Linked DNA regions of Homo sapiens: regions 2 and 3 are each linked to region 1. Evidence: read pairs that join two places in POLR2A ChIA-PET (ENCODE). Cell type or tissue: GM12878. All regions are shown on one strand. Each heading gives the region's core, and the rest is flanking DNA. Links, peaks and the distances in the headings are about the cores only. Region 1 holds the start of LOC105378327 (a long non-coding RNA gene). Region 2 overlaps LOC107984012 (a long non-coding RNA gene). Region 3 overlaps JMJD1C (jumonji domain containing 1C).

Region 1 (6,398 bases), core at 956-5,955:
GCTCCCCTGGTTCAGGCTCTTGGACTCGGACTGAGCCGCTACCGGCTTCTTTCATCTCCAGCTTGCAGACGGCCCATCATGGGGCTTTGCCTTGTAATTATGTGAGCCAATTCTTCCTAATAAACTCCCTTTTATATAAACACGTATCCTATTGGTTCTGTCCCTCTGGAGAACCCTGACTAATGGTAAGTATTTGTTGTTGCCAAACCAGAACCCTGGATGCCATCTCAATTCTCCACTTTGGTCAAGTATATTAAAAATATCTGAAGAATTATGTAATCTTTGCTCCTGCGTGTGCAGTTTGGACACAGGATACCTAAGTTCCTGGAAGGGTAAATTTTTTTTCAGTCTGTTAGGAACAAATCTAACCTTTCTGCCATTGACTTAGTTTCTCTGCCTTAGACATGGGCTCCAGCTTCTGGTGAGGAGGCTTTCCCTATTGCCAAACCAAAATGTCAACAATCAAAACAGATGGGAAATAAGGAGACCTTCCTGGGAAGTGGCTGTTGTTTAGCCAAGAAATATTGAAGCTTTTAGAGTAGTGTCTTTGAAAGTCAGAGCAGATTCAAGGCAGTGAATGCCTTCATCTGGCAAGACTGGAAGAATGGATCTGCCCAGGCAGACACAGTGACTGTTGTAGTGGTTACTCACACAGTTGTGGCAGGTCACGGCTGTCTGACTCTTCCTCCCGCTTCATCTCTTCCCATTCTCAAACCTGTGATGGAGGATTTTGTTTTGTTTTGAAAAAATACTACATCAGTGTTAATGCTCTCAGAGCACTAAATATCAGCAAGAAATGGATTTCTCCATTTTACAGACACTCTATTTTGAAAAATATTGAAGATCTAGTCTTACCTTCAAGAGACCAGTAAAGAGCCAGAATGGCCCCCTAAGATGAAATTACAATGATCACCTTGACTACCCAAGGCCTCCTTAGAAGGCCAAGGAACAGAAAGAGAGGGAGAGAGGAAGACCCCAGGAGAAGTGCAGTCCAAGGAGTCCTGCAAAGCAGACTGTGTGGACTGAAAGGCAACTTGCCCTATTTTGCACCGGACTCATCTGCAAAACGGGATGATGGTATCTTCCCCATAGGGCTTCTGTGAGTATTAAATGAGTTAATACATACAAAGTGCTTATGACAAGGCCTGGCACATAACAAACTGTCAATAAATGCCAGCTATTATCCTCCTCTCCTACTCCTCTTCCTCCTCTTCTACATCTTCCTCCTTCTCTTTGTCTTCACTCAAAGAACTTTCCTGGTCTGTCCTTAGGAATTCCATCTTTGTTCTGGTAATCAATGGAGCCTGTACACCCTTTCACATATTACAAGATATATTGATGGTGTTTTCACAGTAACTATTTTAGAGATATTTGCAAAATTATACTTGACCCTGAAAATAGCTTTGATTGGCAATGATGCCATCTCAGACATTCCCCTGTGCCAAATACTGCCACTGAGCAGAGAGCACAACATGGATCACGGTCAATTTGGTGACTCAAACGACAATTTAGGTTCTTACTATCATTCATCCCACAAATATTTATTGAATGCCTACCATGTTCCAAGCCATAGCAGGAACACCAGGATGAATCAGACAATGATTTTGTCTTAAAAGAAATTTTCATCCAAGGGCAAAGAAAAATCAGGTAGATATTTTAAAAATATAGACAGAAAGTGATATGGGGCACAAGAAAAACACACCTAGAAAGCTGTGCACCTCAGGTGACAAGAGAGAATGGTTTCTGCTGAGAACTCAAAAATAGAGACTGCAGTTCATACAAATGCAGATCACCGATGCCACCATCAGTAGTGAATTTTCTCAAGACAGTTACCTCGAACCCAGGTATTTGGTCTTTGTCTAGGGGTTTTCATTCACCAGAACTGTCATGCAGGCCAAGTTTGCCATGCTTTCTGCCTTTATATCAGCAGCTCCTCTCCCCCGCCCCCACCACAACCTTCACACACATTGCAGCAAGGCATCCAGTCCTGGATCGCAACTCATGCTCCTTAACATTCCTACCTCAGTCAAAATGTCCCATCATAGAGCCATTGTTCTACAGGGACCCCAGGTGGAAGTGGGCCAGTCTTCAAAGGAGAGATCACCAACAACATGTGCATAATATATTTGACATATGGGACCTCTGAAGTTATGTGGGTATTCATTCAGCCTATGTTTAAAGCTGTAGCCCAAAGCATTATAGACACTGAGTCAATGGTGATAACAAATCCAATAGGTTTTCACTAGCTCGATCACAACAAAACCTCAATAACTGGCTGGCAACTGCAAAGGTTAATGTGGCTACAGTTTAGTCATCCCATTGTAATCTCTGTGAACGGCACAGGCTGAAATTGTGCTGAATGCAGTTTGCTCACCAAAACTGGGAGGCCCTGCCTGAGAAAGCCATGGAGTTTGACAGCTGAACTTGGGCAAAAGAATAAATATTTTTAGATAAAACATATCACAAAGGAATAATGGTATTTGTTTCATGTTTTAAGCATGCCAATTGCAAAGATACATGCATGTGGCTTTGTAGATGTCTTTCTGAGTTGCATTTGTATCTTTGTCAATACAATATCATCTTACCTTGATACACCACTACATGTCTTGGCTATATGACATCAGTGTCTTGCACAATGGTATTGTGGAAAGGTCAATACTGTGCCAACCCACCTACAGCCTCTTCTGAGGGTACCCATCCTGCCCACACTTTCTGCTGAAGGGACAGGCCCAGGAAGCCATACTCAGTACCCAGTGCCCCACTTCCTCTATCCATAGATGATTGGCCCTGGCAGGGCACCTGAGCCAATGGCAGACAACCCATATGCTGAAGAGAGAGGTGCAGACTACTTTGAAAGATGGACTGGACCAATCAGATTCTCTCCTAGGGCCCTGAACTTGAAACAAACAAATAACCATCAGTTAGTACAGGGAGCAGAAGAAGACATGGCATTTGTTGCTTAAACATAGAAATCAAACATCCATGAACTCCTACTGTGGAAGACCTGGGAGCTTCCTTGAATCTAGAAGCATCTTCGAGTTCTGGATTCCTTAAGGCCAGGGTCTGATATGGCTCCTGCTCTTGGATTTACCATTTAAAAATAATGTAATGTAATGCAATATGTGAAATCCCTTTGTCTTGAGTTGGCTTGAATAGATTTCTGTTTCTTGCAACAAAAAATAAAAGCCAGATTAAAATCAGTGGGATATTAACACCTGGTCCCAACTGATCTCCTGGGCCATAAGGCCATCTGGAGAAATCACAAGAAGCAAGACAAACTGGCAATGTCTTAGCCATTACTGGGAAGGCAATAGAAACCAAAAAAAGAAAAAAGGGAACTGAAAACCTTTAAAGACGATTTGGAAAGTTTGTGTGCATGCACCTCCCTGTTGAGTGTGCAGTGACTTGTAGAGCCAGCACCGTGAACAGAGAAGATGGCCTGAGTTGTCGCTCATGAACGAAACCTAGCATTTGAATGCTCACACTTAAAATAGGCTATGAATGACTGCCGGTTATGAGACATGCTAGATGCACAGGAATCACAAGTGATCGAAGCCAATTCACAAGAAAAATCAGGATGATATTATTTGAAGCAGCCTCAAAAGCAGGTGCTAGGTTTAGGGTGTGTCTACATGGCCCTGGTTTTTATTTCCACTCAGCTTTGGAAACTAAATGACACTGCTGTCTATTTAAAACTGTGTCTTATATATGTTCATACAGAGTGTGTCTAAATAAAACATAATTTACAAACATCTCCACAATGGTAGCATTTCATGGCCAAAGATATTGCATGGCTTGGAGTTAAATACAATTTGGCCTCCATCTGTTCCAGTTGATTTAGAAATTGAATTATCATCACATTTGATCCCAGAAGACATCTTACAAGTTTAAAAACTCAAATTTGTAAATAGGAGGTTTCATGACTTAAATGGAATTTCCTGTGCCTCTGTTATGTAAATTACATCTTCTTGCTATAGGGAAGCAGTATGCTGAAGTGGGTAAGATATGGATGTTGGAGATAGTTGGGCTTGAGTTCAAATCCAGGCTCTGTGATTTATTAGTCATGTGGCCTTGAGAAAGTTACCCCTGCAGTTTCTTTATTTTTAAAGCTAGGATGATGATGATAATAGCACATACATTTCAGGATGTTGTAAAGATTAAATGGGTTAATAAACATACATGCTTAGAACAGTGCCTGGCTCATAGAAATACTCTACAAACGCTTGCCACTGTTATTGGTAATTCTTTCACTGAACGCACAGTCATTAAGCCAGTTCTTACTGAGTCCGTATGAGTACTGTGCTGGGTGTGCCCTTTTGTAATCCTGTTGAAAAAGCACAGCTCACAAGGAGAATAGGAATTCTCATTCTAAATTTATGGTTGCAGAAATGAAGCTTAGAAAGGAAGTTAACTAACTCTTTACAGCCTGCCTGGTTACTAAATCTCAGGGCTAGGATTAATAAATTCATTCATTTGCGCGTTCAACAATTTTTTTTTTTTCAAGACAGAGTCTCACTCTTGTCACCCAGACTGGAGTGCAGTGGCATGATCTTGGCTCACTGCAACCTCCACCTCCCGGGTTCAAGGAATTCTCCTGCCTCAGCCTCCTGAGTAGCTGGGATTACAGGCATGTGCCCGGCTAATTTTTGTATTTTTAGTAGAGACGTGGTTTCACCATGTTTGCCAGGCTGGTCTCAAATGCCTGACCTCAGGTGATCCGCCCACCTCGGCCTCCCAAAGTGCCGGGATTACAGGCGTGAGCCACTGCGCATGGATCAACATGTTGTTATTGAGCACTAGCTACTTATTATTCTAGGTGCTGGAATACAGAGAGGAACCAAACAGATAAAAATCCTTGCCTGCACGGAGCTTACCTTCAGCTAAGGGAGACAGTCAAAAACAAGGTAAGTCAGTATTATGCATAGGAGATTGTAAGGTGGAGTGCGCTAACAAGAAAACTAAGCTGGAAGGGGAGTGAGAATGTGTATGTGTGCATGTTGAGGGAGGTGGAGTTGACAATGCAATTGTTGCTAGAACAGATAACTAGGGAAGGTCTCACTCAGAAGAGGACATTTGAGGAAAGGCATGAGAGGAGTGGAAGCAAGCCATGGGAGTATCTGGGGGAAAGGTTTCAGGCAGCAGAAAGAGCACATGCAAAGGCCCTGAGGCAGGAGTGTGCCTTGCATATTCCAGGGACAGTAAAAAGCCAGTGTGCTGAGGCAGAAAAAGCAGAGAAAACAATGGGAGATGAGATTAAAGAGGTAAGGGATTGGCTGACATTGGTACTTACTGAAGAAAACCCCTCCCTATGTTCCTGTTAACTGGGGTTCTTCCACAAAGTCAACACATCTAAAGAAGCCACTGATGAAACAGGCTCCCCCTTGGAAAGACCATCTCACCTTCCAACCTCTCCATCCTGCAGAGAGGAAAACCCAAGTTTGGCGTTGGCAGTCAGGTAATTCATCAGATCTGGAAACCACCTCATCAGCATCCCCCTGGCCAACTGGAAGCAACCGTGACGTTGTGCTGAATACACTTGCAGAGTCGTGCTGTGGTCTCTCCGAGCTCATCACGGCACCTCCCTATGCAGGAGTTTCAATTCAAGGTCATTTTTGGTTCCTTTCAGTAGCAGACTCAGAACCAGACCTATTCAAGTGTCAGAACAGGGCAGACATATTAATAGCTAGACCCCAGTGGGAGTTCTATTTTCCATTTCCTCCTCCCCCATATTTATTTGTTTCTTCCTCTCCTCTGTGTGGTAAAGGTGATCTTGCATGATATTTTCAGATGAGGCTTAAAAAGGTGGAGTGGAGGATGGGAAGATGACACCCTGAATTGGAGCTCACTCTTTCTCAATCCCTCAGGCTGGAGTTGGGCTCCCTGGGTTCAAATCCCCATTCTATCACTTAGAAGCTGTGTGACCTCAGTCAGGATACTCAGCCTCTCTGAGCCTCAGTTTAAAATTTTGAATTGAGGCCAGGTACATTGGTTCATGCCTGTAATCCCAGCACTTTGGGAGGCCAAAGTGGGCAGATCACTTAAGGTCAGGAGTTCAGGATCAGCCTGACCAACATGGTGAAACCCCTTCTCTACTAAAAATACAAAAATTAGCTGGGTGTGGTGGCGCATACCTGTAGTCTCAGCTACTTGAGAGGCTGAGGTAGGAGAATCACTTGAACACAGTAGGCCGAGGTTGCAGTGAGCTGAGATTGCACCACTGCACTCCAGCCTGCGTGACAGAGCAGGATTCCATCTCAAAAATAAAATAAAATAAAGTAAAAATATAAAATTTTTAATTGGGGATGATGATGACATCTTCCTCAAAGACTTATCATGAGAATTCAATGTGGTCATTTAATTCTGTTTCAGGATTTAGCCAAATTTGGGTGCTATTTCCC
Region 2 (6,398 bases), core at 475-5,474, 260 kb after region 1:
GCTAAGTTTAGTTAGACTTTCAGTAACTCTGCTGAGGATGGAAGGAGAGAAGACAAAGATGGCAAAGAGACAAGACTCAAGGAGAGAAAAACCAATGGCCCATTAAAAAAACCTACCCAACTATTCCTCTAAAACTTCAGTTTCTGTGCACAAGGCTAAAGGAGTTTGGATTTCTCCTTTCCTCTCTGAGTCACCAGCGACACTGTCCCATTTCTTATTAGAAAAATAAGCTGAAGTCAAGACATTTCCTAAGGAGAAGGAGAAGACTAGATACAAAGATGTTGAAGAGGCAGTGGCTGACTGATGAAATTTAGTCCAGAGTAACTCAGAAGGAACTCAGCTCTGAAGCCTCAACACTGTGGAAAGACTTGGGAATAAAGTAGTATGATTGATAGCCAAGAGCTTCTGAATCTCCAAACATGAGCTTGTGCAAAAAAAACAACTGTTCTCAAAACTGTGTAAACTGCTGGGGAATTAAAACAAACAAAAACAAAAACAAACCAAAAAAAACAACTTCCGGGCTAATATTTCTAAGACATTTGTAGTTTACACAACTGGCAGAAAACTTGCAATGGTTCAGAAGGGATAAAATTGGGTTTGTCTCTTCAAGGAGGCAAGAGCTTCCCCACAAGGGGCAGACAGTTTCTCCCAAATGCGAATGGTACCTCCTAGGAATCCAGGCTGAAAGGGAGGGTAAAGATGGCAATCCAAACAGGTGTGTGTGTTTCACTCTGGGAATGGAAACTAAGTAGTTCAGAGTGCTCCCAGGAGATATAATTCATAAAGTTCTTCTCAGACCAGTGTCTCACATGGCCCACATTGAAGGGCTGTAAATGCTGTTAGGAAAGAGAGGAGCCATCTGATCATCCACCTAGACTAGAAAAACATAATCTTTTTTTCATATAATTTTAACTTTTCTTTTAGATTCAGAGGGTACATGTGCAGGTTTGTAACCTGGGTCGATTGCATGATGCTGAGGCTTGAAGTATGATTGATCCTGTCACCCAGGTAGTGAGCACAGTACCCAGCAGGTAGGATTTCAACCCTTGTCCCACTCCCTCCCCCACCTATAGTAGTCCCCCGTGTCTGTTGTTGCCATCTTTATGTTCATAAAGAGCCTGGGGAGAGTAGTACCAGAGAGGTCCTCATTAGCCTGTGGACCCATATTTTGGAAGAAGCTCTGCTGCAGAGACTCCTCTCCCTCTATCTTTTCCTCTACTGGTGGCCTTCGCAGCAGGATGAAGCTGCCGGTGACCAAGGCCAGTCCGGTTCACTCCAGTCTCTGAAGCTTCTTCCTGAGGCCTTCTCCATTGGCATGAGCAGTGACTGGATACATGGCAACCAGAAATCAGTGAGGATATCTCTGGAGGTGCCCAGTTCCTCCCACTGTTCTGCTCTGGGTGCTGCCAGAACCAGCTACAAACTATTAGAAAGCTACAAGAAGCAAGGAACCACGTAGGTAGCCAGGATATCTCCCCTTCTCACAGCTACCTCCCTCCATGTTCGTTTCGGTGTGGAGCCCAGGGCCTTTGGAGGGCTGGCTATTGTGCTGGGACTCCTTTCCCTGCTTCCTTCACTCACTCTACAGAACTAGAAAACAAACAAAGCAAAAATGCTTGCAACCCCAGGGGAGATGAGAGGACTGTCCTAACTCCCTCAAGCTTTTCTGTGCAGATCCTAAGAGGCCCAGGATGCGGCCAGAGTCCTAGCCTGAGGACACTAACAAAGTTTGGTTCCTAAACTGTTGGCGCCTTTTTGAGATAAAAGTGGATGCTATTCAGAAATGGGGGAGGGGGGCGGTTCCCAATGACTGAGAAATCAGTGTGGGCTTTTATTGGTTATTGCTGAATATTTATGTCCCATTTATCACTGATCGTTGGCTATGAAAAAGCTAGATAAAGACATTGGGCCACCTGAGTGCCTGGGGCTTTCGATCACTAACAAGCCAGCCTATCAGAAGGCCCCATTTCTGAGGATCTGCCAGAGACAAAGGTTCTTTGTTAACTGGAATGCCCCAGAGCGAGGAGTTGGAGCTGTGTTGCTCTAAACAGAAGGAAGAGGGAGCGGAAAGACGAAAAGAAAACCTTTTGCTTTCCCAGCAGAAACCTAGGATTGAAAGCAGGGACTTTTGAAGGGAAAGGGCTCTTGGGGAATGATGAAGATCAGGGTAGGTGAAATCATCTTTCATGGATTTCCTACTCAGACTGATGATACAGCTCTGACCTGGCTGCAGGCCCGGGAAGGCTCCCTGATAAAGATGCAGAGCTGAGGTGAATTTCCAAGTCTCCCACTTTAATGTACCTTTGCTGCTGCCTTCCCCCAGATCTGGAGAGGCTAAAGAACTTTATTTTTCTTTTTTGGAGGGGGGCTGAGTACAGGAAGTTGAGAAGCTTGGAGGAAGATATGTTCAAAATAAACTGAGAACTCTGATGATTATTTTTAGTCTGGAAAGAGAAGAACAATTCTTTTATAGAACAAGCATTCACTTAAATAGGTTTCCCCTATCTGGGGGATCCCCAGAAATGCAAATCATCCACTTGTGACACTTAACGGTTCTTGCCCGGGATTTTGTTTTTTTCTTTTCTTGGCTGGATGAGCCATCTGGAATAAAAATGGGACAATCAAGTCCAGACCAGATCATTAGAAATGGACAATGGAATTAGGAACCACAGCCCGAGACCAGGAGGGTAAGAACTCTGTAAGATAGATTCAACTTTATCCCTTTCTCACAGTTATCATTTTTATTAGCCCATTGCTAATAAACATGAACAGGAAACATCCTGTTAATAATTTGCAGTAGGACGAAATGAAAGTTTGGAGCTTGTTTCCATGGGGCCATCAATGAAGTGAGCTGCTGTGGATGCTGCCGCCCAGCTGCCTCGGACCAGATGGAGGGAAGAACCCAGATGGAAAGCTAAGGCAGTGTTTAAAAAGGAAAGGGGCCTGAGAGAGCTGAGTTTGGAGGACCCCCCCAGGAAGGTGGAAAAACCAGGGAGCAAGCTTGGCTGAGACAGCCTTGGACCTTCCCAGGAAATCATCCTAGGCTCCCCATCAAAGGCAGCACAGTGGGCCCAGGTGTCCTGTCTTACTTATGCACTCCAATCATCACCTCAGGATGAAATCAGATCAGCATTTTAAAATTCCATTCTTTTTTTCAAAAACTATAACACTATACTTAGTTTTTAAATCCACATCATATAATTAATATTCGCAGCCCTCTGCCCCACTTTAACCCAATCCTCCTGCCCCAGAGGCAACCACCCTCACCTCATGCAGCTCTTGCCTCCCTAGGCATTTCTATGTTTGTAGGTGTGCTTACAATGCCATTTCTTGATGTATTAATTTTAAGCATTATTTATTGGTTCCCTGCCAAAGAAGATAGGAACTTTGCTCTTTCATACACACACACCCAACTTTCCTTCCCCCATCACCCCAAAAGAGTAATATTATATGGTTACATTAATAGTCGACATTCACAATAGAAGCATGCAAATATTATGCACCACTGATATGAGTAGCGCATAATATTTGCATGCTCCTATTGTGAATCTTGCTCAATGTTTGCTTTCCCCTGCACCCTTCATACCCCTCAGATGACTGAGAACTTTTCTAAGTTCCTGTAGAAGAGATGTCCAGGTTAGTCTGTTCAGTCCCTCATAAACACCACTGTCCACCCCCAGCACTCTGCCTTTATTTGCGTTGTTCTCCTACTTCTCTCTTCCTTCCCTCCAAATCCCAACACCTTATGTAACATTTCCTCCAAGAAGCCCCACTTGTTTCATTGCTCTTCTTTGCTCCTAAATGTCTGTATAATTCACAATCTTGAATACATAATTAATCCATTCATTATATTCTTTCTTATAGAGTGTGGCGTTATTTGTTCGTGCTATTCTTGCCTCTCCAACTGTAAGCTCACTGAAAGCAGGTATTTTCTGCCTTGCACATTCTCTGTATTTGTCACCCTCAAAAAAGTTCCATCACAGTGTAGCCCTCAATATATTTTCTGAGGCTACTGCTTTGGAGATCATTATAGCTCCCAGGTATAAGCCCTGGACAAATTCATCCTAGCAATCAGTTTTCTCTTAAACCCTTCTCCCTAAACAGAAACAGTCGAGATCATTACCCAGTGGGGAATTACAACCAAGCTAAAAATCCTCAGTCATCTTTGACAGGTGTTCTACCTTACCTACCCCATATCTGATCAGCTGCCACATTAGTGCCATGGTGTCTCCTCTCTGCCTTCTCATTGTGTTTCTACTGCCTCTTCCTCTTCCTCTTACTCTCCCACTCCTCTTCATGACTTCCATTGTCTATAGCCCAGACTGTTTTAATTACTTCTTGAATTACCTCCCCTTTCTTATCTCACCTTCTAAACCCGTCTACTAGATAAATTTTTCTACAGCATAGTTTGTTTTCATTCTGTGAAATCTTCAGTGATTCTTCATTGTTCTCCTACCTTACATTCCAGGTTCTTCTGGCATTTGAAAGTTTCCATTCAGTCTTAGTGCCTATTACCCTCAACTCATCCTCTACATTACCTCCAACTAGAGGCCTCATTATTTTCCAAACATACCTCCATGCTTTGTGGCCTTAATGCCTTTGCATGTGCAGTTCACCACCTGGAATTCTACTCTTCATCATTCCTACTGTCACTTCCACCATGAAGCCTTCCCTCCTCAGCTCAGCTAGGTCCTCCTCTAATCTGAATTTCTATAACCTTTCATTCCGTCTTTCTTGAGGAGCTTGTTACATTTCACTGCTTATTATCATTATTTGTGGGTCTGTCTTATCTCCCTGCCTAGTGTGAAAGATCGTGGATGGCCAAGACTCAGTAATTTCATATTCCATTCTCCACAAACATGGCAAATCACACAGATTAGGAGAGGCAGAAGTTGAATAAATGTTTATTAAGCAAGTGAATGAATGAAAACAAAACTGTGCGTTTGTCTCTTGAATATACCAGATCCTTCAAAAGACCATTCTGATACTCTTTGCTCTCTCTCTAGTAGGTGGCAGGGATAAGTTTCAATGCCCAGCTTCTAATAAAGTAGGAGAAGGGTGTAGCTAAGTTAAGCCTAGATGCTAGGCTTGCCAAAAAATGGTGTTCTAGAGTTAAATGGAGTGCCTCCTACTCTTATGCATGGGGAGGTTGCACTATTTCCCAATCCAAAGACCCTTTAGGGTATGGGTTTCAATTCGAAGAGATGGTAATTCTCTTCGAACACCAACCCAGCTTGCCTCAACCTCACAACTCAGCTCTAACTGCAAAACAGTGCCCTCCCCATCTGTAAGTGGAAAAGGAAGTCTCTGTCTATTTTTACAGAGATGAGGGGGAGGCCGAAGGAAGAATTTCATTTAATTTCTATTTCTTCTCTTGGCCTCTAACTTTCTGGCCAGGGGTTTCTATTTCAAAAACTCTGTATTATGTAAACACAGAAGGGCCCTTCTCAAAAACAGAAGCAACTTCTACTAATTTCCAGTCTCCTTTCTGGCACTCTCAGGAGTCCTGCTAAGCATCTTGATCCCAGGCAAATTTTTCCTTGGCTACAAAACACTTGTGATGGCCAACCCTGGGTCAACAGCTTCATTTGGCTCTGTGTCCCCAAGATTTTTGCAGTACTCTTCAGTTGAAAGCTTTCCTAAGAAAGAGGATGTTGTCCATGACTTCTCTGTTAGGCCAGCTCACACAGAGCCAAACATGTTTCCATTGAACAAAGCCTACCACAGCCAAGAATAACTCTTTAAAATGCCCTTTCTAACCCATTCCACAATTACACAAATAATTCAGGCAAAAGTGAATTGTGAACTACACATTCCATATCTTGATGCTGTGTAGACTACGTAGCCTGAACTCATTCTAAACAGGTAGACTACCTGCCTCCCCTATTAAGGAGATACAGCAGAAGGTAGACAAACACACAGGTGCAAGCTCCAATGGGGACTGTGTCATTTTTTAAATGGTCCAACAAAAACATGCCATTGAGATTGCTACCAAAGCTGGACAGCCTTCATAGCTCTGTATCAAAGAGGGCTGGGCCCATGCCCTGGAGATCTGAGATCTAAGATTAGCGAGCTCACCTTGATGCAGTGATGAATCAGATGAAATTATAAGAAAACAAGAATTATTTTTATTTTCCCTGCCTTTGTGCCACATACTAGTACCCTCAGGGAGAGAATTTCTGGAACCGGGATGCTAATAATGTAGATGAAGTGCATAGACGGTTTGGAACTATTCTGGATTCCTAGTCTTCTAGTCTACCAAGGATGGTAGCAGATGGCACAGGACCCAATCTGTTTCCAAACGTTACATTTGTGAGTAGAAACAGGCACTTTGGCCAGATTCCAGTTGGTACATTCAACAAAGAATAACATAAGCCTCAGATTTCCCATTGGTAAAA
Region 3 (6,398 bases), core at 689-5,688, 550 kb after region 1:
CAATTAATAGATGACATCTAATATTGACTTAATATTACTTTGGACTTGGTGAACAAATGGGTCATAAAACAGCCTCTCTAAAGCTACATGCTAGTTACCAAGCAGGGGAGATTTGACTAAACATTACAACCTGGGGGAAAAAAAGGCACTCATTCTGGCCCTTTTCTTAGAACTCTTACATGTGAATATGTATATTCGTCTCAAGATGAAAAGAGAATACGTATTTCACTAACACTTAATTTCATAAATTTAACTTCACAAGAGTTTTCTAGGCATTAAAACCTGGAAGGTACCTATCTTTTGTTTTTGTTTTTTAAGTTTTACTCAAGTATCTGAACACCCAACACCAAAGGAAATGTCATATAAGACAGAAGAGAAACAATTAAATTGCTCACACTAAGCCTATTATGAATTCATGGGGGTAGTGAGGGAGAGTAAGGGGAACACATAAGAAAAAGCAACACTGTATATAATCCAATATTCAAGTAAATGGCAGGTATCCTTCGATGTTAATCCCCCTCTCTGTCTTCTGACTATGCTTGCATTTCAGTCTGTCAGTCTCTGGCTCTAGTTGAGTTTGTCCTTTGTTCTTTCACTTTCTGACTGTCCTTTTCTATGATTCCATCCTCCTGTTTTCCTCTCCTTCACTTTGCCTCTGGTTTCCACACAGGCATGTGGGAAAACCTCATTCAGTTAAAAGGCACAAATGGGAGCCTTCAAGCATCCAAGTGCTTGTGAAAGTACTTTGAGTGTCCACATTGTCACAGATATTTCATATATTGTATGTGGATGAACACACGGACATAGTGAAACTAAGTGCTTTCTGCATTGTGCAACATACCTAAAAAGAAATAAGCAAACTGAGAAAAACTACTACTAGAGTAAAATGATATAGAAACACTTTATAGTGAATATTACTGTTAAGTATCTCTTATTTTGTCCAGCTGTTGCCACAAAGGATATATAATCAGTTGTGAAGCTATTAATATGGCAATTCTTTAACATCGAAATGAATACACAAAACCACAAGCCTCCCCTTATGTTAATTTTTACCTATTGTTAAGGACTGTTTGAATGAGCAGCATTAAATAGATAGTAATTTCCATAAGCTTCCAATTTTGTCACCAGATGATATAAGAGTGAAATACAGTCCACATTCATATTACTCTGAAGTAAAATTGGCCCTCCATAACCGTGGGTTCCAAACCCATGGGTTCAACCTACCATGGATCAAAAATACTTGGGGGAAAAAATATTCTACAAAGTTCCAAAAAAACAAAACTTTAATTTGCCATGTGCAGAGTACTATGTTCAATCCTGCATAAATGAAGTGATGTGTAAGCGTTGTGTTGGGCATTATAAGGAATCTAGAAATGATTTAAAGTATATGGGAGGATGTGTGTAGGTTACATGCAAATATAGTCATACACTATTAGGCAATTTCCTCACTGTAGGAACTTCATAGCATGTACTTACACAAACCTAGCTTACAAACCCGTACAGTATTTACTGTACTTTATACTGTAGATAATTGTAACACAAAGTATTTACGTATCTGAACAAAGAAAGAGGTATAGTAAAAACACAGTCTTACGATCTTATATGAGACCACTGTCATATATACATTCCATCATTTTTTGTTTATTTTTTGAGACATGGTCTTGCTCTGTTGCCCAGGCTGGAGTGCGGTGGTGCAATCATGGCTCACTGCAGCTTCAACCACGCCAGCTCAAGTGATCCTCCTGCCTCAGCTTCCCAAAGTGCTGGGATTACAGGAGTGAGCCACTGTGCCCAGCTGTGCATTCTGTCACTGACTGAAAAGTTGTTATGCAGCACATGACTGTACTATGCTATTTTATATAAGGGATGTGCACATCTGTGAATTTTGGTATCCGTGGGGGCGTCCTGGAACCAATCCCCCACAGGTATACCCAGGGACAACTGTAACTATCTTCTAGAAATTTGCCTCAAAATATGTGTATGTGAGCAGAATTTCTTTCCTGACTACATCTTGTTAGAGGTAAATATCTTAGCTGATATTACAAATCCACTTTTGGTGTGACAGCCATAACTGCATTTTGACAATTCTTAGAAATGGCCAAAATTACGAGTAACTACTAAATTCCACGTTAAATTACGCAAATTACCTACAATGACTGTCAGGTAAGATATATATTTCTACAAGTCTTTTAAAAATAGAGGAATAAGTGTTCTCTCATTTCCTCTTAAAGGGTACTTACTTGTGAAATGTAGAAATGAGATCAATGAGCATATACATAAAGCTAAGGCACGCAAATGAAGACAAAGGATGCCTTTAAGCTCACTGATCTTTAAAGCAGCACACTAGTATAGCTAAAACATTCAGCCCATTTTACCTGAGATAAAACAAAGTAACTGACTTACTATTACTGTTGCTTTGCAACTTCAGTTTACTTCTTTCTTTGGCACTCCTGCTGAGAACTCCATTGGGTTTCAAATCTTCTTCTATTTCACCTTTTCTCTTTTGCAAATCATTTTGCTTCTTTTTGTAAGTTGGCTTAGGTTGTCTTTTAGTCCTTTGCTCTGACTTGCTTTCACTTTCATCTGAGTCTCCACTTTCAGAGCCAGATTCATAAGTTCTTTTGGCTTTTCTCCTGTTGACTTTATCATCTTTTACATATTTATCAACTATGATCTTACTATCTACACTATTTTGTATATCACTAGATGTAGAGGCTATTAAGTTGACAGAACATGGCTTAATAATTTCTGATACAGAATTCCCTGAATTTTCCATTTTATTAGTATTTTTATCTTCTTCTGAGTGTCTGGTGAGCCAGGCCTTTTTCAGTTTAGTATGGTAGTTTGGTTGACTTGTCTGGGAAGCTTGCCCATTTCCTACAGAGTTTGCTTTGTTAATTGTACTACAGATTACAGTGCTATCCAGAGGAAGGGAGGCTGAAAGTGTCTGATTTTTTATAGCATTAGGTTCAGTCTCACTGGCATTACTACTTTTATACTGAGCTGCAGCCAATGCTGCCTTGTGCTTTTTTAAATGGATAAAATCAGTTGTGCCTGAGAACCCAGAACTGGGTTGAACAACACTTCCTGTCTTACTACTGGCTAATGTAACTGGTGCTGTGGTGCTGACCTTGCATTCTTGTTTTTGAGCCACTGGCTGACTGACACTTTTTGAAGATACACATTCTGATGATGTAGAGGCCAAAATGGTATTTGATAAAGAGGAAATTACTTCTGAACCACCCCAGCTGGAAACACTGGTAGTATCGGCAGCAGATGTGATTACATCCGTTTTGGTATTACACATCGTATTTACAGCAGACATGACTGAACTGGGAACACTGCCCTGTGAGACAGCCTGAAAGTTTTTTTCAGATTTTGTGTGAACACTGTCTGAATTCACATTTGGCAAAATGATTCTTCCAGTTTCTCCGGCTTCTGCTAGTTTGAGGCAATCTGTTTTATGTGCCCCAGCTGAAGATCTTTCACTAACACGATCTTTAGAAGCTAACTGCATTGCTGGCATACTATCAGTTTTTGTACTAGAAGATGGACGCACAATGACAGATGCCATAGCAGCCTGTAACTTTCCGCTGCTTTTCTCCACATGCCATTCAGTTTTCTCTTTGCTGAGGTTATTATTAGGTCTCCACATCTCCGTCAAACTCTGTTCTGAAGAACTCTTAAAATTTGCCTGGGAGTCTTTTGGTTCGGGTATTAGAGTTGGAGGCTTCTGTGATTCTTGAACTTTACCACCAGCATTTACTGGCATCACCGGAGTTAAAGTTGGAGGGGAAAGACTACTATAGCTGCCTTCCTTTCTTTCCAGGCTGTGATGGATTGGTGGGTGAAATACTGGTGCTCTATGTAATGCAGGCATACTGCGGAGTGTATTTGTAGAAGAAACTGTCAAATGGGTAGGACTCCTACAATCATTTCTGAAGGTTGTTACTGAGTGAGATGCAATCTGATGTGGAAGATGTTCTGGTATCTTGCCTACTAAACCTTCACTTTCTGGTTGGTGTTTAATCAAAGGTGGAGGCTTTGAAAGAGATGTTATAAATGAAGTCAGAGTTTGAGGATTAGCTGCTGCCGCTGCAAGGGCATTACTCTGTTTATCACCGTAAATATTTGAAACTTCTTTGGATGGGTATGATCTTGGTGGTTCATTGACCACACTATTAGACAATGTAGTGAAATAGTTACTTTGGGGTAAACTCTGAGGCACTGAGTGCTTCATTTTATAAAGATCTGATACTGAGCGTTCTACATCCATATCTTGTTTGATGATATGGCTTTTAGGACTGGAAGATGATGATGCCACTCTGGAATAATTCTCTCTCTCACCCTCAAGTCCCTTGATTTTAGTTGTAAAGGGAGCAACATCAATACTTTCTTGAAGAATTCGACGGTGTTCCTCTTTGTATTTGTTTAACCTCTCTCCAGTCTCCTGGGGTGGCCTCTGTAACTGATTTAATACTGGATCCACAAAATGCCTATGTAAGTGACAATCTTTTCCAGTCTGTGACCTATTTAGATCCAGGTCATTTTTGGCTGATGTGGATGCAACAGACCGTAATGGTTCCATAAAAGCTTTTCTTTCTAATTCTCTGTAAAGAAAATACACAAATATTTCTGTAACCACTTTTTCCTGCAAAATACAAAGACAGCTTCTATGCAATATCATTCTATTATGAAAGTAAAAGACATCTTTGCATGTACTCTAATACTATAATAAATTTGAAGAAATATCAAAACAGAACAAAGCCTAATCTTAAGATATGTGTTAACTTAAAATTAACTATTTAAAAGGCAAATTAAGAAAAATTATGAACAAGGTATTTATAATTTTTAAGCACTGGTGAACTTACTCCTTATGATGATCTACTAAAGTTTTTGTCAATGGTGGACTGGAATGGGCTGTAATTTTAAGAGGCCGATGAGGCTCTGCACTGGAAGGTCTGACAGGAATGTGACTAAGTAATCCAATACCATCTGCTGAGGTCACAGGGGTGGGCTGATGTAGCCAAGGACTGGGAGAATTCTATTAACAAAACAAAACAAAAAAAACACCTAGATTTCAGTTACTAGAAAAAGCTAAACACCGTGTCACAGTAGAACTGGGTATGATCTTGGTGGTTTATTAGTTCATTCAAATAGCAGTTTCTTTGGGAAACTTGTAACTTTTTCTAAATACATCTTATGAGAAATATTCAGACAAATAATAACATAATTAAACAGATTTTTCCATATCATAATCAGTATTAAATAATTTATTGTCATCTTACTAAAAACAGATCTTGAAATCAGTGCCTTAAATTTACTATAAATGCCATATACAGAACCTAGTTTATATGATTTCCTGATTCTAACAGCAAAAGTATATTGCTAACAGTAAAAACAGAATATTATTCCTAAAACACATTTCATCAGAAATAGAAATTATAACCAAATTCATTTGTCAATTTTTGTCATCAAAAAATTTAACTTTTCCAATGTAACAATTTACTGACAATTGGCAGATAATTACATTTCAAAACCCAAATGCACTCCCCATTTCACTCTAAGCTATAAACAAGGTTGCACCATTAAGCTTGGAGGTGTAGAAGTCTAATAAAGTTAATTTTATACATCAATATGCTGCCTGTCTCATGACTGAATATAAGGTGACAGCAACCTCTTCATCGAGACATACAGCTATCTGACTACATGCTTAAGGATTTTTCTATATTCTGACTCACTGACATCCTTCCAGAACATGTTTTATGAATTTGTTAATAGGATGATAGTCAAATAGCAGGAAAATACAACCTCCTTTGTATTTTCTCTAACAAAGGGAATACGTTTTACTTCTCAAAATAATGCAAAAGCAGTATGTCACACCAAAAATATACTGCTATGAAATTAAAAACATACACTATAGCCATAAACCCCACATAAGAGAAAAATACATAAATATACACATAAGGATCAAATATGTGTCTCAAACGGCCTCAGTTCTATAAGATCCAGAAATCTTAAACAGCAATCAATTATGGCAATGACAACAAAGTTTTGCTCTATAAAATGCCATTCAAAATTATTTCTCAATAATAGTGTCTTATGCTTGTATTGTTTCTTCACTTTTGGTCAATAGTAGGGGGTAAGATATTTTTATTTTTCCTCAAAATGTTATTCAAATTTACTCCTTTATGTTGTAATTTTATATAACAAATAAAAATCTGATACACTTGTTTTTAGTTTAACACATTTATGACCAGTTAATAAAATATTTTATGTACTTATAAACACAGAGGCTAGACAGTCATGGTCTAAGTCCATATACATGTGACACATACTGAGTATTGCTCCCTTCCAAGCCATTTTTAAGTTACTTAAATCTGTTTTCAAGAGTTTGG

What was found. Peaks named below come from ENCODE experiments on the same cell type or tissue, not always from the same donor. Only the 100,000 strongest peaks of a DNase experiment are listed, where the experiment ranks them.
Region 2: POLR2A ChIA-PET joins it to region 1 with 5 read pairs; 1 of 35 experiments calls an interaction of 5 or more read pairs at or near these places.
Region 3: POLR2A ChIA-PET joins it to region 1 with 8 read pairs; 1 of 35 experiments calls an interaction of 5 or more read pairs at or near these places.

What each region holds. Positions count from the first base shown.
Region 1 is chr10:62,650,027-62,656,424 of GRCh38, forward strand. It overlaps LOC124902436 (talanin), which reads left to right. Exons shown (of 6, transcript XM_047426120.1): 2 at 4,817-4,904; 3 at 5,341-5,455; 4 at 6,370-6,398. It overlaps LOC105378327 (a long non-coding RNA gene), which reads right to left and starts at 5,559. Exons shown (of 3, transcript XR_946002.3): 1 at 5,400-5,559. RefSeq lists enhancers at 2,585-2,634, 3,185-3,434, 5,053-6,252, 5,313-5,482, 5,330-5,559 and 2 more and a silencer at 2,835-2,884. In GM12878, for the core only: no CTCF peak of the experiment used is centred there; DNase peaks (open chromatin) are centred at 3,415 and 5,585; H3K4me3 peaks cover 1,606 bases; H3K27ac peaks cover 3,365 bases.
Region 2 is chr10:62,909,767-62,916,164 of GRCh38, forward strand. The region is part of intron 3 of LOC107984012 (a long non-coding RNA gene); the gene reads right to left. Among named protein-coding and RNA genes, the nearest start is that of EGR2, 97 kb to the left of the region's middle. In GM12878, for the core only: no CTCF peak of the experiment used is centred there; no DNase peak of the experiment used is centred there; H3K4me3 peaks cover 478 bases; H3K27ac peaks cover 942 bases.
Region 3 is chr10:63,204,192-63,210,589 of GRCh38, forward strand. It overlaps JMJD1C (jumonji domain containing 1C), which reads right to left. Exons shown (of 26, transcript NM_032776.3): 9 at 4,872-5,044; 10 at 2,404-4,610. Among named protein-coding and RNA genes, the nearest start is that of NRBF2, 74 kb to the left of the region's middle. RefSeq lists a silencer at 2,184-2,384. In GM12878, for the core only: no CTCF peak of the experiment used is centred there; a DNase peak (open chromatin) is centred at 3,241; H3K4me3 peaks cover 1,196 bases; H3K27ac peaks cover 2,763 bases.